Regions from separate parts of the Homo sapiens genome. Here regions 1 and 3 are each linked to region 2. A link is a contact called in ENCODE Hi-C or POLR2A ChIA-PET data. All regions are on one chromosome and are shown on one strand. Each heading gives the region's core, a stretch centred on a gene start or an enhancer-like site at or near the end of the contact. The rest is flanking DNA. Distances are from core to core; before and after follow the strand shown.

Evidence for each region. Hi-C counts contacts between places; a loop is a spot of excess contacts on that map. ChIA-PET counts read pairs that join two places held with the same protein, here RNA polymerase II (POLR2A). Pooled maps may share reads with other maps.
Region 1: a pooled map shows a loop between it and region 2 (7-fold over the local background). The contact joins the promoter of AKAP13 here to the promoter of ZNF592 in region 2. A Hi-C loop is called at or near these places in 2 of 37 single-sample maps with no recorded cell type and 6 of 50 pooled maps. POLR2A ChIA-PET finds 5 or more read pairs at or near these places in 3 of 52 experiments (activated CD4-positive, alpha-beta T cell, activated T-cell and naive thymus-derived CD8-positive, alpha-beta T cell).
Region 3: a pooled map shows a loop between it and region 2 (2.7-fold over the local background). The contact joins the enhancer-like site here to the promoter of ZNF592 in region 2. A Hi-C loop is called at or near these places in 1 of 37 single-sample maps with no recorded cell type and 2 of 50 pooled maps. POLR2A ChIA-PET finds 5 or more read pairs at or near these places in 2 of 52 experiments (AG04450 and OCI-LY7).

Annotation. Positions count from the first base shown.
Region 1 is chr15:85,379,195-85,381,894 of GRCh38, reverse strand. AKAP13 (A-kinase anchoring protein 13) reads right to left here and starts at 1,292. Exons shown (of 37, transcript NM_007200.5): 1 at 1,097-1,292. It overlaps MIR7706 (microRNA 7706), which reads right to left and starts at 1,299; the gene lies at 1,233-1,299. RefSeq lists silencers at 588-755, 412-981, 1,362-1,441.
Region 2 is chr15:84,747,287-84,750,396 of GRCh38, reverse strand. It overlaps ZNF592 (zinc finger protein 592), which reads right to left and starts at 1,805. Exons shown (of 11, transcript NM_014630.3): 1 at 1,733-1,805. RefSeq lists enhancers at 834-913, 1,442-2,281, 2,354-2,653 and silencers at 1,314-1,803, 1,864-2,283.
Region 3 is chr15:85,329,737-85,332,637 of GRCh38, reverse strand. No RefSeq gene overlaps it. Among named protein-coding and RNA genes, the nearest start is that of MIR7706, 49 kb to the left of the region's middle. RefSeq lists enhancers at 939-1,248, 1,339-1,418, 2,101-2,270, 2,472-2,801, 2,862-2,901. Within about 2 kb of position 1,442, at least 32 of the 41 ENCODE cell types and tissues checked have a DNase peak (open chromatin) inside an H3K27ac peak, as active enhancers do; they include OCI-LY7, where a contact is called at or near this core.

The DNA of each region.
Region 1 (2,700 bases), core at 43-2,542, 630 kb before region 2:
ATCCAACAGTTCAGAAAAACTGAAGAAAATGCTTCTTCTAAAAATAAAACACTTGTTGTGGGGGGGACTACTAACAAAAAAAAAGGCACACTGGTTTTTACTGTACTGAAGCAATAAACTCTCCAAATAACTTCATTAAGGAGTGTCATTAGCAAAGAATGAACACCAAAATACCGCTCAATCCAATTTTCATTGTGAATTCCGGGATCTAGAAAATTAAATGGGACGGTATCACTCTGCTATAAGAACTATTTCCAAAACAAAACAAACCTATCTACCCCCTTTCTTGATTTTTTTTTAAAAAGTTTTAGGGTTTTTCCTTTTTTCAACTTCACATACTTCGTGGCTTTGCAAAAAAAAAAAAAAAAAAAAAGCAGTAAACCGTATTTACCAAAAAAAAAAAAAAAAGTTTTGTTTGGTATCAAAGTATAGCTGCAAGCTGAGCCGGCTGGCTGCACGGGTCCCAGAGCGCGTGGGGACCGCACGGGTCTCCTGGGCCGCTCGCCTGCGACCCGCGCGGGTCAGCTGGGCCGCACCCCCGAGAAGCCGCGGAGAGGCACCGACAGGCAGGCGCGGCCCGACGTGTTTACCGTCCGCGTCGACCCCGGGGAGCCGCTCCCTCGCGCCCGCAGCACTTGTTCACGGCGCGGACTCCACGGCGGGGACTCCACACCGCGGCCGCCCGCCCCAGGGGAGGAGTGAGCCCGCCCCGGCGGCGCCGACCCGGGGACCCGGGGCAAGGATTCGGGGCCTCGCTGGGGGCGGAGCGCCTGAGGTAGCATCGGCGGCCGGGCGCGCCCCCCACCCGGAAAGCGGCGACGGCCTCTAAGTTGGGCTGCGGAGTGGGAGGCGCGCCGAGCCCCAAGCAGACAATGCGGGAGAAGGGCGATGCGCAGGGAGGAGGGGTCCGCAGACCTGAGGTCCCGGCGCCGCCCGGCGACCCGTCTGTCCAGCCCGCCCCCGAAACCCCCGCAGCCCCCGCCCCTCCTCCGGGGCCCGCCCCACCGAGCAACCGCAGGGGACTGGCCGCGCTCCGCGCCCCGACCCACAAATCACAAAACTTCCCCCAACTCCGCCAACTAAGTTGCGCTCTCACCGTGCGGCTCCCGGGGCTCCCCCGCGGGCCGAGCTGGGACAACTCTTCACCTTCGCCGCGGAGAAAGACAATAGGCGGCCGCTCCCCCGGAGGCGGCTAAAGCGGCGGCGACCGAGGCGAGCAATGGGCACGGCAGTCTCGGCAGAGCACAGGCGCTTCACCGCGGCTGCTCGGGCTCCGCGCTGGCCCTGCACACAGCTCCAGTCCGCGCATGCGCCGAAAGACGCTCGGGAGGGTGGGCGGGGCACGCGGGAAGGCGGTAACGCCTGCGAGTCCTCCCGTGAGTACACGCGGAGCAAGAACTGCGAGCTGGGATTGCACGGCAGAACTGCCCATCTCGCTGCATGAGACCAATAGTAAGGCTCCTGGACGGGGCACTCAGGTTGCTAAGGGAGGCTGAGGTTGACCGCCGCTGCTGCTCGGCGGCAAAGTGATCAAAGTAGGGTGGCTGGCAGAGGCTGCTCTGGGAAATGCCCACCCACGGTCTCCTCTCCGCCCTGTCTCCAGAAACCGCCCTTCCTCTGTGTACTGGTGGTTACCTGAGCTGCAGCACTTAACCACACATCGTGAAATGATTTACTCCTCTATTTCCCCCACTTCAACTCAGGAAGTGGGGTTTAGTCTTCTGTGTCCACAGCCTAGGACCGTCTAAGGTATTAGGTATTAAATATAGGTATTAAACAAGTGTTGGATGGATGCACGGCGCTATGGCGGAATCACAATTGTGACAGTGCATTCCGTGAACTTCTGGCTACTCGATCACCACAAAGTCATTCCGTGTTCGAGCTGCAAAGGACCTCAAAAATCATCTGGTTGCTTTGGGAAACAAAATGTGGTCCGTGTACCAATGGTGCCGGTAACCACCGGCCCACAGAGGAAGGGCGGTTTCTGGAGACAGGGCGGAGAATATATTAGTTGGTACACGAAGAAACTTCTTTTTTCAAATAGTTAAGTGTTTTTAGTGCGCATTAGGAGGGAAATGCCTATCACGTCAAACCACTGTTTCATTAATGTTATTTCTTAGGTCAAATAAAAAGTGGCAAAAAACGAAAGCACTTCAAGAAAAGTGTTAAGTAAAAAACTGAGACAATTTATATGCAGTTGAAGAACGTGTAAAACTAGTTGATAGTGATTGAAGTAAGAACAGCGGTTAGGTAGGAGGAGAAGATTATTGGCTGGGAAGGAGGAGGAGGGAACCCTCTGGGGTGCTGGTTCTGTATTTTGACCTGGGTGATAGATAACAAAAGTATATACATGAATAAAAAATACATCCAGTGCACTTTAGTGCACTTTGCACATTTTAAACATGTATTTTTAATGTCAGTTTTCAAAAATCTGGTACAGGATATTACCCCCCCGCCCCCAAAAGAAAAGCAAAGATGCAAATGACTGCCATTTGGGAAACACTGATCCAGGCGGCTCACTAGCAGTGACCAAACACCTGAGAAAGGGTATTGTGAATACCTGATGTGTGTGCCAGGAACTTCCATTGTTGAATAGCTCCAAATCTCAGAAATGCTCCTAATGTTGAGCTCTGGTGCTCACATATATTTTCTCTTTTTTTCTTTTTTCTTTTTTTTTTTTTTTTTTTTTTTGAGGCAGAG
Region 2 (3,110 bases), core at 556-3,055:
TTTCTTTGTTCACTGCATCTAGAACAATGCCTAACACGTATTTGTTGACAAATATTTGTTGTTGAATAAATTTCCACGACTATTTATTTATTTTGAGATGGAGTCTCACTCTGTAGCCCAAGCTAGAGTGCAACGGCACGATCTCAGGTCACTGCAACCTCCGCCTCCCGGGTTCAAGCAATTATCGTGCCTCAGCCTCCCAAGTAGCTGGGATTACAGGCATGCACCACCACACCCGGCTAATTTTGTATTTTTTTAGTGGAGACGGGGTTTCACCATGTTGGTCAGGCTGGTCTCGAACTCCTGATCTCAGGCGATCCACCCGCCTCGGCCTCCCAAAGTGCTGGGATTACAGGCGCGAGCCACCGCGCCCGGCCACGACTATTAATTATTAGACTTTCCCAATGGCTAAGAACTAAAACATGGTATCTTTCTGGCTTACCAATGTACTCCCAACACCTAGCTCAGTGCCTGGCACAGAGTAAGTGCTCAGTAAAAATTTATTTAATGAATCAAAGCCACAACTAGTTGAAAAATTGGAAAATGATCAAAATGGACGCACTAGCACCACACTTCTGCCCCTTTCACTGTGTAACGTAACAGTGAGGTTGAGGAAACAGACTACTAAAATACCACCAAGCATCCACCAGGCCAGGAATCTGTCTGTCCACATCCTCCGCACTCTGCCACACTGTGCACCACACTGCACCCGCGACAGAAGCACCCTACAGGCCCTCCATGAGCACAGGCCTGAACTCAAGTGGGCAAACCATAAGCCAAATACCGTCTTACTCCCCAAGTCCCATTCTTCTACTGCCAGTCCTATTCTAGACTAGTCCTGGATGCCAAACATGCTTCCCTGGGTGGGCCTGTGGACTTATTCCAATCCAGGACCTTTAATGCCACCTTTGGCCTACTCAAAAAATGGTTTAAAATCCCTAAACAGCTTCAATAATCCTGCAGTACTCAGGAGCAGGCATACCTAAGGTCATACGGACCCCTCCCCCTCACAAACGCTGATCCAAGGCCAGGAGGCCATCTGTCCAGCAGACGCTCTCCTGTCCTCCCTCAGGTCACACTGAGCCTCCCGCCAACCCCCTCGTTGGCAGGAAGAGCCCTTGCAGAGAGACAATTTTCACCCTGATCAACAGGCCTGGTCACCCCTGAGGACCCCAACTCTGGAGCTCTAGGAATACCTGTCTGCTCCGGGAGAAACCTTCCTCAGGGTCAGAACTTGGGCTCAGGGGAGGGGAGTACTGAGGAGCGCCAAAGAGGGTCGTTCCCCGAAGTGTCTGCCCTGTGACGGCGACAGCTCTTCGGGCGGCGGGGACGGTCGGGCTGACAGGCCGTCCCAGAGGGAGAAAGTGGCACCGTTATCCGTGCCCGGGCTGGGGGCCGCCGGCTATCGCCGAGGGCGGCCGCACGTCCCGCCCAGCGCGGAGGACAGCAGCGTGCCCGGCCTGCCAAGGAGCGGCGGTCGCAGCGGCGGTCGCAGCGGCGGAAGGGGCCGGCGCCCGACGGCCGGGGGCGGGGTGGGGTGGCGGCCCGGGCCCGCCAGGCGGCGGTCGGGGGAAGTGGCTGCCGCCTCTGGCGGCGGCCAGGGTCCGCCAGGCTGCAGGGCCGGGCCCCGGCTCGGGCTCGGACTCGGTCCCGGCTGCGATCCTCCCGGGCCCAGGCTGGGGCTGCCCCGGCCCGCAGGCCCCGCTCGGCCCGGCCCGCGGGGGGCGCTTACCTGGCGGCGGCGGCGGCGACTGCAGGCCAGAGTCTCGGCCGCGCGCGTCCCCAGCGCCGGCTGCGGGAGCCACAACATGGCGACGGCGATGGCGGGCGGGGCTGCGGCTCCGGGGGCGGAGCGGGGGCGGGAGCCGGCCTGGCGGCGGGACCTGGCTGGGGCTGCCGCGGCGGGGGATTGGGGGGGGGGGGGGGCAGGCGGAAGGCGACTCGGACCTGGGCACCGGCCCAGGACGGTGCGGTGGAGGGGCTGCCCCGGCCTGGGCCCGGCCTCCCGCCTCCCGCCTCCCGCCCGAGGCGGGCTGCGCGGCGCAGGCCCGGCGACGGCGACGACGGCGGCGGCGGGTAGGGCGGGGCGGGACGCGACGGGACGGGGCGGGGCGGGGACGGCGCCGCTCAGGGCTGGACCCCCGACCCCGGCCGGCCCCCGCCCGGCTCCAGTCCCCGCCACCCGTGCTAGGCACCCTGTGCGGTCGGGCAGGCAGCCGCTGCCAGCGACCTGGGCCTCTTGTCCTCTGACGCGCCTCGGGGCAGGGGCAGGGGCCGAGGCCGCCCACTAGAGGAACAGGATCTGCCTACGCAGCTGTCTCGCCCGGCAAAGAGCGCCCAGGACCCGGGACTGCGTCCTCTTCACTGAGACCTGGCGCATAGGGGGCCTAGTCGAGGCTGTTAAGTGAAAGCAAGCAGGGGTGGCGTGGGCCTGGCGCTCAGGTGCGCCCTAAATGTTTGGTCATAGCTGGCTACAAGGACATTCGCGCAGGCTTGGAGGTGCGGGGCAGCCTGACGTGTTGCCTCTGGGGTAACCGAGGGACGCGCGGCAAACAGAGATGGAGGACTGGCAACGGGTGCCTCGAAGAGGTAGACTGGGAGATCTCTCAGGGTTACTGGGGAAACGATGACTGTGCAGGGTGAGAACTCAGTGAGTCTGGCAGAAGGCTGGGAGGGTGACCGGCAGGACCTTCCAAGAACCCGGCGTACCTGGAAACTGGGTCCGCAGCATTAGGGCGGCAGCAAGGTCAGGGTGTGGGAACACGGAGATGAGGCCCTGGTGACTAGGAGTGAGCACACACTGCTAACCATGGAGAAATTCCTTCTCCAGGAAGGAGATGCAAATGTGCAAGATGGCTGGAACTAACATGCAGCCGGAGCCTGCTGTGCACCAGGCACAGAACTGAGTTGAAGAGCTTGTCTAAAGAGTATGTTAGCCAATGAAGCAATGGAGTTAATAAAGGGTGATGATTTCAAATGTTTGGCAGTGAGAGAGAGAAAAGTAGGCCTGGAGCTCAAGAAGTACCAAGAGTAAAGGAGAAAGTTGGGTCCTACTGTGGAAGCTGAGGCAAAAGCATCCCTTAAGCCGAGAAGTTTGAGTTCAGCCTGGG
Region 3 (2,901 bases), core at 193-2,692, 580 kb before region 2:
TTGTATTGTATACCTTTCTACAGTTTTGATTTTTTTTTTTTTTTGAGCCAGAGTCATGCTCTGTCACCCAGGCTGGAATGCAGTGGCATGATCTTGGTTCACTGCAACCTCTACCTCCTGGGCTCAAAAGATTCTCCTACCTCAGCCTCCCCAGTAGCTGGGATTATAGGCACATGCCACCACGCCGGGCTGATTTTTGTATTTTTAATGGAGATGGGGTTTCACCATGTCGGTCACGCTGGTCTCAAACTCCTGACCTCAGGTGATCTGCCCACCTTGGCCTGCCAAAGTGCTGGGATTACAGGCATGAGCCCCCGCGCCTGGCCCCCTTTCTACGGTTTTGATTTTTGAATCATATGACTATATTACCTGATTACAAGCCAAATCAAACAAACAAGCATCATAGCTCTGTCATTGTTACCAGCTGACCCTGGCAAGTTACTTAACCTCTTCCAGTCCTACTTTCCACATTAGAGAAATGGGGATATTTATATTTGCCCCACCGGGCTGTGAGGTCACTGAACATCACTAACAATGGAACGTAGAAAGCACTAAACACAGAGCGGGGCGGGGTAGGGGGAATGGGTGCTCCCAAAGGGTGGGTCATACCCCTTCCCTATAGCAATGCCAGCATCTCTCAGGTGTTGTGTGTGATTGTCATGTGTTGGCTCACATTTCTCAAGAAGCACTTCAGGAGCCACTTTCTGCTGCTTGCCTTGTTGTGAATCTGTCCGAGTCCTCACCCCAGTTAAAAATGTCCAGTGACCTTAAGAGTTCAAGCACCTCTGAACACTCCTCTGGTAGGTGGGGCAAGCCTCTAGAAACTTCTGCTTCACTTTTCTGCTTGATTGATTTCTCCCCACTCAGCTCCCCCTGCAGAGTCAACTCCCACTCACCCTCCCGGGGAGCAGTCCCCGCCTCAGGTACCTCACTGTGACAGAAGCCGGCTCACTGAACACTGAACATTTGGACAGTATTTGGGTCCATTCTGTCTCCATCTCGCTCGATTGCCCTCTCTCTGAATCGGTTCTCTGGGCTTCAGAATCCTAGTGAAGTCAGAGGACAGTTGCCTCTCATCAGAGAACCAAAACCTTCTGCCCCCAGGCAGTGTCCCTTAGGAGGCCACTTGGCACATCCAGCTCTCCCTTGGTAACTTAGAGGCCCCGGGGTGCTCTAACTTCCAGGCTGGCATGTGATCTCCTGCAGGCCTGTGTAGAGAGCCCTCAGCGGGGCGGGAGGATGTGAGGAAAGAACAGAGTGTTCCAGGCAGAACAAAGCCAGCTGCAAATTTGCTCAGGCCCTTTCGTTTCTTCCTTGAAGGGACCAAGTGCAGCCTCTAGCGGCTGCTTCCGGACATGGTCATGGGAGTCAGACCTGTGGGACTTGTGGGACTTGTTCACCTTAAACTGGGCCACAGCTCCGGAGCCTGAGGAGGCAGCAGGACTTGCTGACATGGTTCTTTGAAAACCTTCACCAGGCAGAGTTGTGGTCTGTTCCGCAGGCCAGTGCATGAGTCAGACTGAACCTGTACCCCACGCAGCTCAGGTCCAGGGTTCAGGACCAGGCTGATTTCTGCAGTGAGCTCAGCTTCCTAACCCACAAGGGCGTGCAGAACTCCCCCTTGCTCCTTCCTGTAGCTGCGCCCTCGGCCCTACCCTCCTCCCCAGCAGATCTGTTCCCCACCTCGATTGTCATGGGCTGTCTGCAGCGATGGCAGGGGTTTGCAGCTGTTAGTGGCTGCTTTCCTTGAAGTTCTTCTTTGCACAGATCCTGAGACTTGATATTTGTTGAATGAACAACATCAATCCAATTTGAGTAGGTTGAAAGCAGACCTGAAGTTGAACCGGACCCATTCGCCTTAACTTATTTTCTAGGTTATTTAAAAACGTATATCAACTCCTCTTACAAATTTTGGTATTGTGGAATGCTATGTTGGAAATACTAATCAAATAGATCTCTCTTCTTTCATGGAACACCAGTATAAATTCTCTGTTCCCTAATGAAAACAAACAAACCCCCCAAACAAAAGCACCAAACACTTGAGCTCTCATAGGGTACATGAAACTATTTCAGGGGTTAGGCACGGCATTTCCTCTAACTCAAGGTGAATCCCTTTAGGGCACTCAAAGGGCTGCAGCACAGCATTTACTTTTTTCCACATATTCCTTCAAATTTCTGTTTTCTGTATTACCAGCTACCATCCACAGAGAGTCATAAATCCCCTGGAGGAGTCGTATGTGATCCCACGTGATTAACTTTGCATCTGTTTTGCAGCTGTTCACTCTGCAGTTTTATTTTGCCTTTTGGAAACCTCAGAGCAGTGCTTCTCAAATGTTAACGTGCATACGATGAATCACGTGGGCATCTTGTTAAAATGCAGAGTTTTGAGTCGAGGGTCTGGGGAGGGCTGAGATTGTGCACTTCTAAGGAGATGCCAGGTGGTGCTAATTCTGCTGCACTGGACACCACACTTAGAGTGGCGAGGTCACTAAATAATAGGAGCAAAAGGATCGTGAGAACACCGACATCAGTGAGAAGGAGGCTGGCTGCAGAGACCATGGTAGGAGGAGTTTTCCTTGGTGATTCTGCTCTTCTCTCCGCGCCCTTTCACTTTCCCTTTCCTTGTAAATATCCTTTACTGTGGTCTTTCTTTGATTAAAGAGAAACTGTGTGAGCAGAGCCAAAGGCCACGTTCATCTATGGGTAGCATCTATGCTTCTTCAGGTCGTCTGGGCTGGAAGAAAACAAAAAAGTTCTGCAGCCAGAGATAACTGAAACCAGTGAGACTTCTGCAGCTCGTGTGTGCGCACCCAGAAACAGACCCAAAGCCAGCAGTTTCAGTTCCCTCAACTTAATTTTACTAATGTGATAGAGAGGCAGCAAACATCTGCAAGGAACCAG